2 separate regions of the Homo sapiens genome follow, and region 2 is linked to region 1. The links are chromatin loops, found by intact Hi-C in ENCODE. Cell type or tissue: B cell. All regions are shown on one strand. Links, peaks and the distances in the headings refer to the core of each region. The heading gives the core; the rest is flanking DNA.

What was found. Hi-C counts contacts between places; a loop is a spot of excess contacts. Peaks named below come from ENCODE experiments on the same cell type or tissue, not always from the same donor. Only the 100,000 strongest peaks of a DNase experiment are listed, where the experiment ranks them.
Region 2: a loop joins it to region 1, with 2.3 times the contacts of the local background. A loop is called at or near these places in 2 of 110 quality-filtered maps.

What each region holds. Positions count from the first base shown.
Region 1 is chr5:89,299,982-89,305,735 of GRCh38, reverse strand. All of the region lies in intron 7 of MEF2C-AS1 (MEF2C antisense RNA 1), which reads right to left. Among named protein-coding and RNA genes, the nearest start is that of LINC02161, 280 kb to the left of the region's middle. In B cell, for the core only: no CTCF peak of the experiment used is centred there; DNase peaks (open chromatin) are centred at 2,535, 3,875, 3,935 and 5,105; H3K4me3 peaks cover 1,745 bases; H3K27ac peaks cover 3,287 bases.
Region 2 is chr5:89,441,433-89,447,186 of GRCh38, reverse strand. The region is part of intron 8 of MEF2C-AS1 (MEF2C antisense RNA 1); the gene reads right to left. Among named protein-coding and RNA genes, the nearest start is that of LINC02161, 140 kb to the left of the region's middle. In B cell, for the core only: no CTCF peak of the experiment used is centred there; DNase peaks (open chromatin) are centred at 2,816, 3,319 and 5,096; H3K4me3 peaks cover 2,597 bases; H3K27ac peaks cover 5,000 bases.

The sequences.
Region 1 (5,754 bases), core at 291-5,290:
CTCTCCAAGACAAACACCTAAATGCTGACTTTCTCTTGAAGTAGAATTTCTTGATATGGGCAGTGGTCTCCCTAGATGACCTCAGATGACTACTCACAAATCACTCCTCCCTTGGTTCCTCGTCCTTGATGTTCACACTATATTTATTTGTAGTTCACACTACAAATGTACTATTTGTACATTTAGAAAAATGTATAAATAGTATAGTTTAATCATTGGAAAAAATCATTTATTGAACATTTTCTCTGCATGAGGTTCTACGTGAGATATTTTTCTCACATTATTTCTCAATAGCAATTTAAAACATTACTTGTGGTTAATACACAAAAAAGTCCACACATGCACAAATCTTTAAACAAGTAGCAAATAGCACACTTAATGTATCAATTGTAGGTGCAAAGAGCAGAACGAGACAAGTATGTATCCATATTGTTTGGGGATTTCACAAAGTATAGCTTTAGAAAATTTGGACAGCACAGTGAATTTCCAATATTCCAGACAACTCATTCTGTGTGATAATGAAGATAAGAGATTCATTTGAAGTTCATCTATTGCCAAATAACTTATCCAGAAATTTTGTTGAGAACCTAGCCAGTAAATTAGACATGGAACCTTGAAGTATTGTTAACTCAGTTCAAATAATTGTATCAGGAGCACTGTCTATGTGACTCAACATTCTGTCTCTAGGTTTATACTCTTTGTGGCATGGCATATAGTAGGTACTCATTAAATATTTGTTGATGAAATGAATGAATAAACAAAGGATATCTTCCCCCAACCTATTATTCATCACACAATGCAAACCTGAGACTATATCAGTAAACAGAGAGAAACCTTATCTTAATCTGCCAAGTATGCTTTTTCTTTCTTGCCAAACTTGCCATACACAAGGGTTACATATACATTTCATCTCATTCTCAGCTTCCTCTGAGGTTTATGACTCCATGCAGCAGCCATGTTTCTCTCCACATGCACTAGTAGAATTCCTGGAAAACATGCCAGAGCAAAGAAAATGCTTTCATTCTGCTATCTGTTAAGGAATGAATTTTTTTCAAACATAAAGGAACCTCCCCATAATTATCTGTTTCTCTATTCTTCTGTCGTATGGTTTATCCCAACGCAGGTAAATCAACAATAATTTCATTAAAAGTCTAAAAATCTTAATAGTTGTTCCTTTCTTTGGAAATTAAATTCTTAGAGAATGTAATGAAGCAAGATAAACAAAAAATTTTCATTAGATTGAAATCTTTGATACTGCAATGTGTCCTGGATATATCTGTAGCCTGTTCTTTATTTTTTAACATATTATAAGAATCATAGTTCTTTTTAAAGGGAAACTTTTGAAAATATATCGCTAGTACCATATATGTAATATTTATGACATAATGCTTTACATTATAAAATGAATGTTATGTTGATATTATCATCAATATATAAACACAATTGGAAAAACAAGAAAACAAGGAAGATTCTCTTCATATTTGCAGCTTGCCATTTGTTGAATATTAAAGTTAAATTGCCAGCCCTTTATAGACTTCTCTTTTCTCTTCATAAGTTGACAAGTTTGCCCAAAACAAGACACATTATTACCACGGTGATTCTATGGCAGTGACTTTCCAGAGTTACTGCTCAGGACTTACTGCCTGAATTGATGATAGGAAGCCCTAAATTCTTCTCCTCCTCTCATGATCTTTGCAGCCTTCACCACCCCACGAAGGTGCAGATTACAATCCCAGATGCTGGCCATTTGTGTATATTCCATTGTATTTTAATTTTATAAGCATCATGGCTAGTAGAAATTTCCTATAGAATTATATTCGTAGCCAGAAATGAAAAATGACCACTTTTTTTGGCCTTTCACTTCATTGGAGCTGCACTTAAACTATTACCTATTTAATTCAAGTGTAAAAACAAAACCCACTAAATATTCAAGGTGAAAGTCTGGAGTATGTTTTAGGATGTCTTTTAACCTCAATTAAATTTCTAAATGTATTAATTCTCCATTTCACTTAGCATTTGTTAGGTGAGAAAGGGGGGCCCCAAAAGAGTTTTATAATGATTAGGGCAAGAAGCATATATTGACAAGGAGAGGCTGTGTGATGAAATTTGCCATCCTCAGTGAATACAATGACAGCACCGTGGGCTTAATACATTTTCTAAAATTTTAAACTATGGTGTAATGTTCTTTTTTTGAAAATATACAAGAGTGATGTAAATTGTGTTATTAGTAAACCACTTAGGATTGTGTTTTTAAGGCTTTTTATATTTGAACCCACAAGTAGTTTGCCAGGGAACGGTGCCCTTAATCACTCTCCGTAGCTAAGCAAACACATTAAGCTGACTTTCTAATTGGCATGAGCCGGATTTCCCTCACCATGATGAGTGTGATTTTGAAACCAAGAAACTTTAGGTTTGTCCTTTAAGAAAAGTGATTTACAGGAGAAGGTTGTGGGAGGGAAAAAGGAACTCTATTTTACCCCAAAAAGAGACAACATCCTTGCCCGAGGTAGCATTGTGACATTGCCAATGCAACAGGGTTGTGAAATACTGAGTTTTTGTTTTTGTGGTGATGTCTGAAAGTACTGGTTACTGCACCAATGTCTTGTTATCATGCATCTCTAGTTCTGGATCTACTTCCTTATAATTGCTAATGAAAACAGAGTGATGAGCAGAGCAGTGGCTAGATCTTCAGTTCAATTCTTCTGTTGTTTGTATTAATAGATGACATCTTCTGAAAATTTCTTAATAATTATATTTGGCATTTAAGAAACAAAATACAATTGTCTTTTCCTATATTTTTAAGTCTATTTAAATTTTTGACTTACAAGCTAACTTATCTTTATTTCTCTAATCCTAGGCATCCACTAAAAACAGTCTCTATTAGTGTATATTTTGCAAGTAATCAAAATCACAGTAACTGAGGAAAATTAGGACAAGCCTAATAGTAGCCAAGCTCTAAATAGGCTTTAAAATAAAAATAGGATATGTGACTCAGAATACAGTACTAGTTCTTCATCTTACAGATGTTCTCAGCCATCGGAGTCAGCGTGGGCTATGACACTGGTAAGTGTGGGTGAAATGGGTAAAATTTTGGAGAGAATGATAGGCTTTTTTTTCAGACTATCTTCCAATTACCTCATATTACTTTATGTTTTACAGAATGTACAGAAAACTTTGCCTACTCATTTCTTATTTGCCTTAATAGCAAGCTTTAAGTGAGCCTTAAATTAGTAATAGAATTGCCTCCCTCTTCTAATGGCATTTTAGGTTTATACAAAACCCATCTCAGGAAACAAGTGTCTGGCTTTAGTTACTTATCAGCTGAGTGGCTACCTCATTAAACAAAATTCACTAATGATTTCTGTCATGACACGCCATTCATTGGGCCAACAAGATAGAAAAGACAGCATCTCTGACCACGGAAGGGACATGACAGAAATGCTGTCATGATATTTATATTCCACCTACTCGAAAGACCAATTGAGAAACTCCATATGGACTCCAGTTTGCCACTAGCCCACAGAATTGAAGTTTCTTAGCTGGCTTAAATTAAGAATTTTGGGTAAGTGTAAAACTTTGCATATATTTATTTTCATAAATCTAGGCAGTTTATTTTCATGTAGTTCTTTTCATCCTACCCAATTCTCTTTTAGTTGACACAATAGGCAAAGGAAATACATTCTTAGAAAGCTTGTAAGAAGAGAGGGCCAGGTATAATAGGAGAAAGTAAAAGAACATTGCTTGATAGCTCTAATCTAAGGTGTATTAGTTAGGAAAAGGTATGTACACCTAGTTTAGAACAATAAGAAAAAGAAGGTAGCCTCCATTGAGGTAGATTGGCTGATTTGAATTATCTGAAACCCCTTCCTCTCACTTCTCAACATTGGCCAAATGGCAGGTGGTACAAGTCCAGTTCCCCAGTAAGTTCCTGTAAACAAAACTACTTATTTATAGACAGCTTCTCAGTACTGTTTTTCAGGAGCTCAGTCAGAACGCAACTCAGAGCCACATCAACTGCAAAGAAAAATAAAGATATAAAATCCTGTTTTGAAAAATTTGCTTTACAACTCGAATGAGGTCCGCCATGTATTTGGGGGGATCTTCAGCATCATGGCTTGAGAACAGGTTTAAAGAAACATAGAAATAAGCCCCATGAACTCCTGCATTGGAGCAAAAAGAAAATACGGCTGACATCATGGAAAACTGCCAGCAGAGTTAAGCAAAATTTGAAATATCTACTTCTCCTTTCTATTCTTTCTTCTTTCTTCTTTCTATAGGGCATTCATTGGAATCAGCTTCGATGGAGGAATAACTGAACCACTGTGTATACAGACAGATCATAAAGCGGTGAACTGGGCTATTGAAATACTGAAGCTTTCCCAAAAAACTTTTGCCATATTTATTTATATAATGCAAAGTAAAATAGTAATATCTTTCTTTCAAAAAATACATGTCAATGTGCTTTAATTTATTCTCATAATTCTCCATATGAAATTTGCAGATATGTGAAGATTAACTCAGCATATATTTCAAAAGGTAAAATCTTCAGTAGTTTTAATCTAGGCTTATGTTACATATAGAAAATAGTAGGAAGAGGTATAGTTGCTTATAAGGATGAAAAATATGGCAGCTTTTAGTATAATCTCTTCTTACATTCTAAAGCACTACATGTATTCACCAACAGCTAAATGAAATCACTTTACACATTCACCAATTTTTATTCAGCAACTATTAAATTCAAGACATCTTGTCTGTTCTGAATATAACTGCAAAGGTACATAAATATAACCTTATTCTTCAGAAACAAAATTTCACCAAAGAGAAAAAGTGTAAGCTTATTTGCAGCAAAGATATATTTGCTACTTGCTGGCCCACATGAGGCACCTATTACATATTTACTGAATGAGTGTATAAACCATAAAATCAAGTAATTTAAATATAACATATGATATAAGCCACAAATGTGATTAATTCCTATGGGATTTAGAGCAAGGGGCATCACTGTTAGCTGAATGATCAGTGAAGAACTCACGGAGTTGAATGAGCTGATAAAGATTTTAGTCAGGCAATAGTTCAAAATAGGGCATTGTTTGGTAGGCAGAAATAAAAGAGGAAGTCTCAGGCAGAGAGAACAAAAAGAACAAGACCATATAAGGGTAGGGTATAAATACAGGATGGGAATAAGGGAGATCCAGGAGATCAATTCTATTTGAGTAGGTGGAGCAGTAATGGGAGAAAATGGATTGGAGCCAGATAACAAAGGCCTCGGCTATTACACTGAGGACCTCACACCTTATTCTGAAGACCAGTGTTTTCCATGTCTCCTAGAGTGCTCTTCTATTGCTAAATTGCTTGAGCACTCACCACCATAAGTGTATAGTTATATATCAGAATTTTGTAAAGTATACACATTATATTGTCCATCTATATCTATCCTTTATGTATATACACAGAGATGTACATACATGAACACATATTACAAGTAGACATTTTTAAGTGTCGACTAAGTGTGACACATCTACCATAATTTTTAACCACATATGATAAATGTATTTAGTTATTTTTGTACATATTTGCTTACTACATGTCATCTGTATTCCCTGCTGAATTGTCATCCTTATAAGAGAAGGAAACATTTTCTTGTTCTTTCTATATTGCAAGTGCCTAGTGCAGAATCTGGCACAGAGTAGGTGCTTATTAAATATTTGTTTGATGAAGAAATAAGTTGAACGGTTGACTGATCAAATTTGTTTT
Region 2 (5,754 bases), core at 257-5,256, 140 kb before region 1:
AAATATAATTAGAAGAAAAAGAGATCATTCAGTGAGGAGCCTAAGGTAGGACACAAGGGGTTACTTTCTAAGGGAAAAAATAGATTGCAAAAAAAAAAAAATTGACTGATTCTGAAAAGAAAAAAAGAGTTAGCGTTCTGCAGTAAAAGAAAGCAGCATGTCAAAAATTAGTGAAGTAAATTGACTTTTACTTGTTTTCAACACTACTTGTGAGTCTTATCAGGCCTGTCTTATTACTCTCCCCCAGAGGAGAAAGAAAAACAAGAAGATAGTAGCCAAAGACCCAGAGAATTCCTAGGCTAAACTGAATTTGTACATTTTTTCCTTGTTATAAGAAGTGGCCTATCATTATATAGATAATGGTAAATGTATAATATCTATCATTAGTATTTATCATATATATATTTGCATACTATATATAAATATATTTTCTTACATTTAGAAAACAGACTCAGGAAAGTGACATACATAAATTTGAACTCTGAATCTTATTATAAGGAAATGAGTTAGTTATTGAAAGACCAAATCAGATTTGGGGGCTTTAATATTCTTTTATATAAATAATAGAGGAATTATTTTTGCCAAGCTGTATTTAACTGCATGGGGGGAATCCCTATTAGTGTCTCGTTAGTTACTTGCTATACAACATACTAACCTGTTTCAATACTGTAATACTTAGGAGCAAGTAAGTGTAGCTTAGGCAATGAAGCTTTCCAGGGATGAGATAATAAAAGATTTTTTCCCCTTCTCATTCAATCACATTTACGAAGCATATTTTTAGGGAGAAAGTCACTATCATAAAAATGATAATGTATTGTGGTTGAACAAAGCCATGTCAGTATATTTTGTGTCACCCTTTTTTAACAACTAATTCTTTTTCATTGAAGAAAATAAAAGATTTAATACCAAGAGGCTAGTTCAAACACAAGCTCTAGCTAATGTAAGAATCAAGTTGTGTGAATTGTGCTATATATCTATAAGCATTCTTCTGAAAAGAAGCTTCAAAACTTTCAAAATACACATAAAACATGGCGAGATAACAATATAAATGTCTCTGTTTTTTCTTTAAGTTTTATTTTTTGCTCATTTCCTTAACAAGCTATGAAAATATTGTTTCTGTTCAAACCACATTGGAAAGACACTGTTACCTTATTTGATAACACAAAAGCTTGAGAAGTACCCTGAGGAACACCTGTTGGGTTCAGATACAGCTCCTTTTCGCTTGCCTGCTAATGGAGTTGAAATTTTCATGAGAAGTGACCCCTTCTCATTTGGTTTTATTATCCTCAAAACTTCTGAAGTCTCACCAAAAAGACTGTAATGAAGTCCAGTATCACTTGTTTATCCACAGCCACTTTGGTGTATGTCCTCCATAAATTAAATTGGGAATGCTACTTAAAAATAGTCATAATATTTTCTATTTGCAGGGAAGAGTAAACAACATTTTTCAAAAAACTTTCAAGTGACTTATCTGTTTTAAGTTTCATAGGTTACCTTTTATTGCTGTTATTGTTGTATTTGTTGCTTTACACACAAAAAGTTACTTTACAGTTAGTTTTTCTTTGTTTCTTTATCACTAATGGCTCAAACTTTCATGAAACTGTGGTGCTGTGTGTTGGGTTAGAGCTTCCTAGTCAGCTGCATGTCAAAGACTCGAAATCATGTATGGAATCATAAGCTATGAAGTGACAAAAACTAGCGAAGAGAGAGCAAGCATTTCAGTCATTACCACAGGGAGATTTTTATCAACCATTCTGTCTGAGCAAATGTATGTCCAGCAGTCCAGTCTGAGGTCACGGCTGCCCCAGAATTTGAGCGGTTGGGGATATTTTGGGATGCTTTCATTAGAAGGCACAGAGTACAGTTAAGAAACAGGCTTGGGGCGCCAGCATGTGATTATGGTAAGACTGGCTGACCACTGGGAAATTGCTGAGCCAACAGGCCAAGGAGTCAGGCTGACCTCCCTGAAGCCAAGTCCACAGAGAGCCACCACCCAACACACCTTCTGAGGGGTAATCTAAAGCACTCAATGCTCAAAATACTCATCTGAGCAACAGATGTTTTTGTAAGACAAAAGTATTGTACATTTTCAGATGCTCTGTTTATGAATCTTCTTGCTATTCTATTTTTAAAGGTGCTTTATCAAAAAAAAATTTCTTATATTTACTTCAGAATGATCCAGCATTCTGGCTGCCTTTTCATTGGTGGTGGTGGAGGTTGGTGGGGATATGGGGGGTTAGGGTTGTTGCAGAAGAGCTCTAACCACAATGCAAGAGTAACTTACTAGGCAGGCAGCAAGTAACCAAGGGTTTGTATAGACAACCATTATATAAAGCAGGTATTTTTTAGCCTTATTGTACTTAGTGACATTTAATGCTTCTGGATAAAATCTTTTTAATTTCAAGTTGTGGTTAACAAAATGTTTCTTTCCTTCTTACTCTTGTGTTTCTTGCTGCTTTTGCTTCTTCTAGCACTCAAACTTCATGTTTTTTTTTTCAAGCATTCTGTTTTTACAAAGCATAGAAAACAGTCACAAAAGAGAGAATTTAGAGAAAGTGTCATTCGATAACCATGACAACTCAGAAGGCAATAAGAAGAAATTTGGAATCTAATATTTGTTTTATGAGCAGTAGAAAACCTGCCAATTGAAGCAATAGTCCTCTGTTACCTGCCAGAGTCATACCATGGTTGAAATGGAATAAATCTGAAGAAAACAGGAAGATGTTAATATGATAACTTGAAAAGAAAAAATACATAATAAAAATCCACTAATGTTACTTTTGTCATCTCACAACATCTCACATCTTTATATTTGAAAACACATGTCCCCATGCCCATCCATTCCCCACCCTCGCTTCCTCTTCCCTTCTCAATGTACATAACATATTCCTGTATGAGGTTTTGATTGGGCAATAGTGTGTATATTTTCTTAAAATAACAGGAAACGGCGGGGGGAGGGTGGGGGTGGAAATGCTAAGCAAGATTAATTATGATATACTCTAACATAAATTATGTTAAAGCATTGACTCTTAGGCTGTCAGGGATTTCAATTTAACTCATATTTATTTAAGTAAAACCCCCAAGCTTTTACAATTCAAAATCCACATTTCAAGTTTGGATACTATAAAATAAAAGGTATACTACACATCAATGAACAGATTAAGCTCAGAACGGTGGTGATGGTTATTGTCAGATTTCTGCTAAAAAGACAACAAATCAACAATAATATAAACCAAAATTTCTACAGAAAAGACAAATCTATAAAAAAACAGGTCCTACTTACCACTTTATAGTCTGTCTGCATTTGTGTGCATGTGGCTTGCATGTGTGTGTGTTTATGTGTGTGTGTACTTTTCTTTGCCACACATTTGCCTCTTCTCTAATTTATTTCCTCCCTTATTGTTTCTTTCCCTTTCCTCTTTTAAATATATCTTAAGGTCTTCTTCAGCAATTCCAGGCCATCTGTCCTCACCGTACTAAATAAGCATTCATGGACACATGGCTGCCTCCTCCAGACTGACAAAGGCTCTTTAGTATAGCTAAGAGAAATGACCCAACAGCAGTGGTGAAGAGGCCTAAAAATATTTAAAGTATAAAAAAATAGCAAGACCCACCAACTTTCTCTTTGCTTGACTCCCCCTTTTTCTTAAGTTTATTTCATGTTGTACCATTGGAATCTGCCCTTACAGAATGTATTTGCATAATTTCCTGCCAAATTGAATATAAGCCTATTTTTAAAGGTAAAGAATCCTTATATCAGAAAAAGAAATGAAAAAAAAAACTTTTAACTTGTTTTTAAACTATGCTTGCATATATTCCTATGTAGCACAATTGGCAAGCTTTTAAAAGACAGAAAGGTGATTGTGTGTAAGAAGCATTCCTGAAATTTCTACTTCTATAGTAGATACAAGGGGTTTGATAGATATACTGTTTTAGCAGTTTAATAAGAATGCATCCAATGAGCAAATATGCTTTTAAATAACTTATACAAATTGGAAGACAATAAGGACACACAGTTTTTTTAAAAAAGTACTCAACGTATTAAAATTTTACATAAATGACTGACTCACACCTTTTCTAGCTGACCAATCTTGGACTTTTTGCATACTCTGTAGAAAGATTTGTTTTATTCTCAATGAATAATGTTTTCTTACATAAATTTGTTGGTTTATTAAAGCATTTTATCTAATGAAAAATATTTTAATTGGATGTAAATTATCACTTTATTTTTTTCACAACAGATGCTGTGTGAATTACATGAACTTATATGAATTTCTGAGCTACTCATAAGTATTCAGAAAACTGCTAAAACCTGTTAGCTGAATAAAAGATAAGATATTCCTATTCTCTTTATGGACTAAACCTTGCATATGTAAAATTGTTAGGCTTTTTTTTCCCCTTGAAACTTAAGAAAGTATGTATAAGCAAGTGTTTCTTCATTCTTTCACCTATACTATATATGCTTACACCTATACTAAGTATAACCCAAAATGATGTCTTCTAGGACTTAAGCTACAAAATGGCTGCACACTACCTTTCATATATTTTATGTGAAACAAAAAATCTCTACTCAACATTGCTCTTCTCTATTGACCATCATAAATCTTTCTTTAGTATGCTTTCAGCTTCCCTCTCTTCATTACTAATTTGCTTTTAAAAATCTGTTTCTTAAAAACATCTACAACAAAAAAATTTGGTAAATTATATCTTTTCAATTTTAAGAAAAAATAATAATTTTAAAAATGATCTTTGAATTATGATGGCACAAACAGAGTAAATCATCTCGTTGACACAACAGAATGGAAGTCAAACATTGAAGAAATTATTATCTATGTGAAATACAAATCAAGATTTACAGTTTTACAAATGCTTTTTTGAAAATATATATTATGGTGTATATGCTTATTAAAACTGGTCTTACAAGGGTGTTTGTGTGTAGGGGTTTGAAGCAATGATGTGGGAAAGAAGGAACTGAATTTAGGTGGTGATGAATTTCATTAAGAAGTAGGTGTTCATCAGTGTGTGTCTTAAAGTGTTCAGTGTTTTTTATAGAATGTTTCCCCTCCTTCAAAAAAAATCTAGTGGGTGTTCAGTGGGTTCTTTTGTTGTTCAATCTGTTAATTAGAATTTTGCAACAAACCTTAAAAGAGGAACAAGGTATGGTAAAAAGGTCTTACTGTAAAATTCAGAAAATGTGAATGCAAAAATCAAAGTCAAAATTATAAACATGAGAGGAAAAATACCAAAAGATTTTATATAAGTTTGAAAATAAAAAGCACAGCACCCTCTGAGAATCATAAGGCTACAATTAGAAATATTTCCGGAATTTGATTGGAGAAGGAGGCAGGATCAAAGCAGCAGACTCTATAGACAGTAGATAAAATGCCCTTATATTTATGGTCTCATTTTGGCTGACAGAGAGAGAATAAATTATAGTTCTAACTCAGATTTTTCCAAATATTGGATAAATGGGTAGGAGTCAAGGACCTGCTTCATCTCTAATACATCAAGCCACTTTAAAAAGTAAGAAAAGAAAAGGGTGTGGAAAAAAAGACCAGGGAATATACACATTTAGTTCTGAGAATCAGTTCAAACCTCCTTAAATAGTATATAAGTCAAATGCAGCTGTCCAAAATGTAGAGCCATTTCTTATATATTTTTGCTCCCTTAATAAAGTTCTCCTCGGCACTTTTTAGTTTATTGTGTCAAATTCTTGATGAATTTAAATGGATAGATAATTTGAACCATACATCT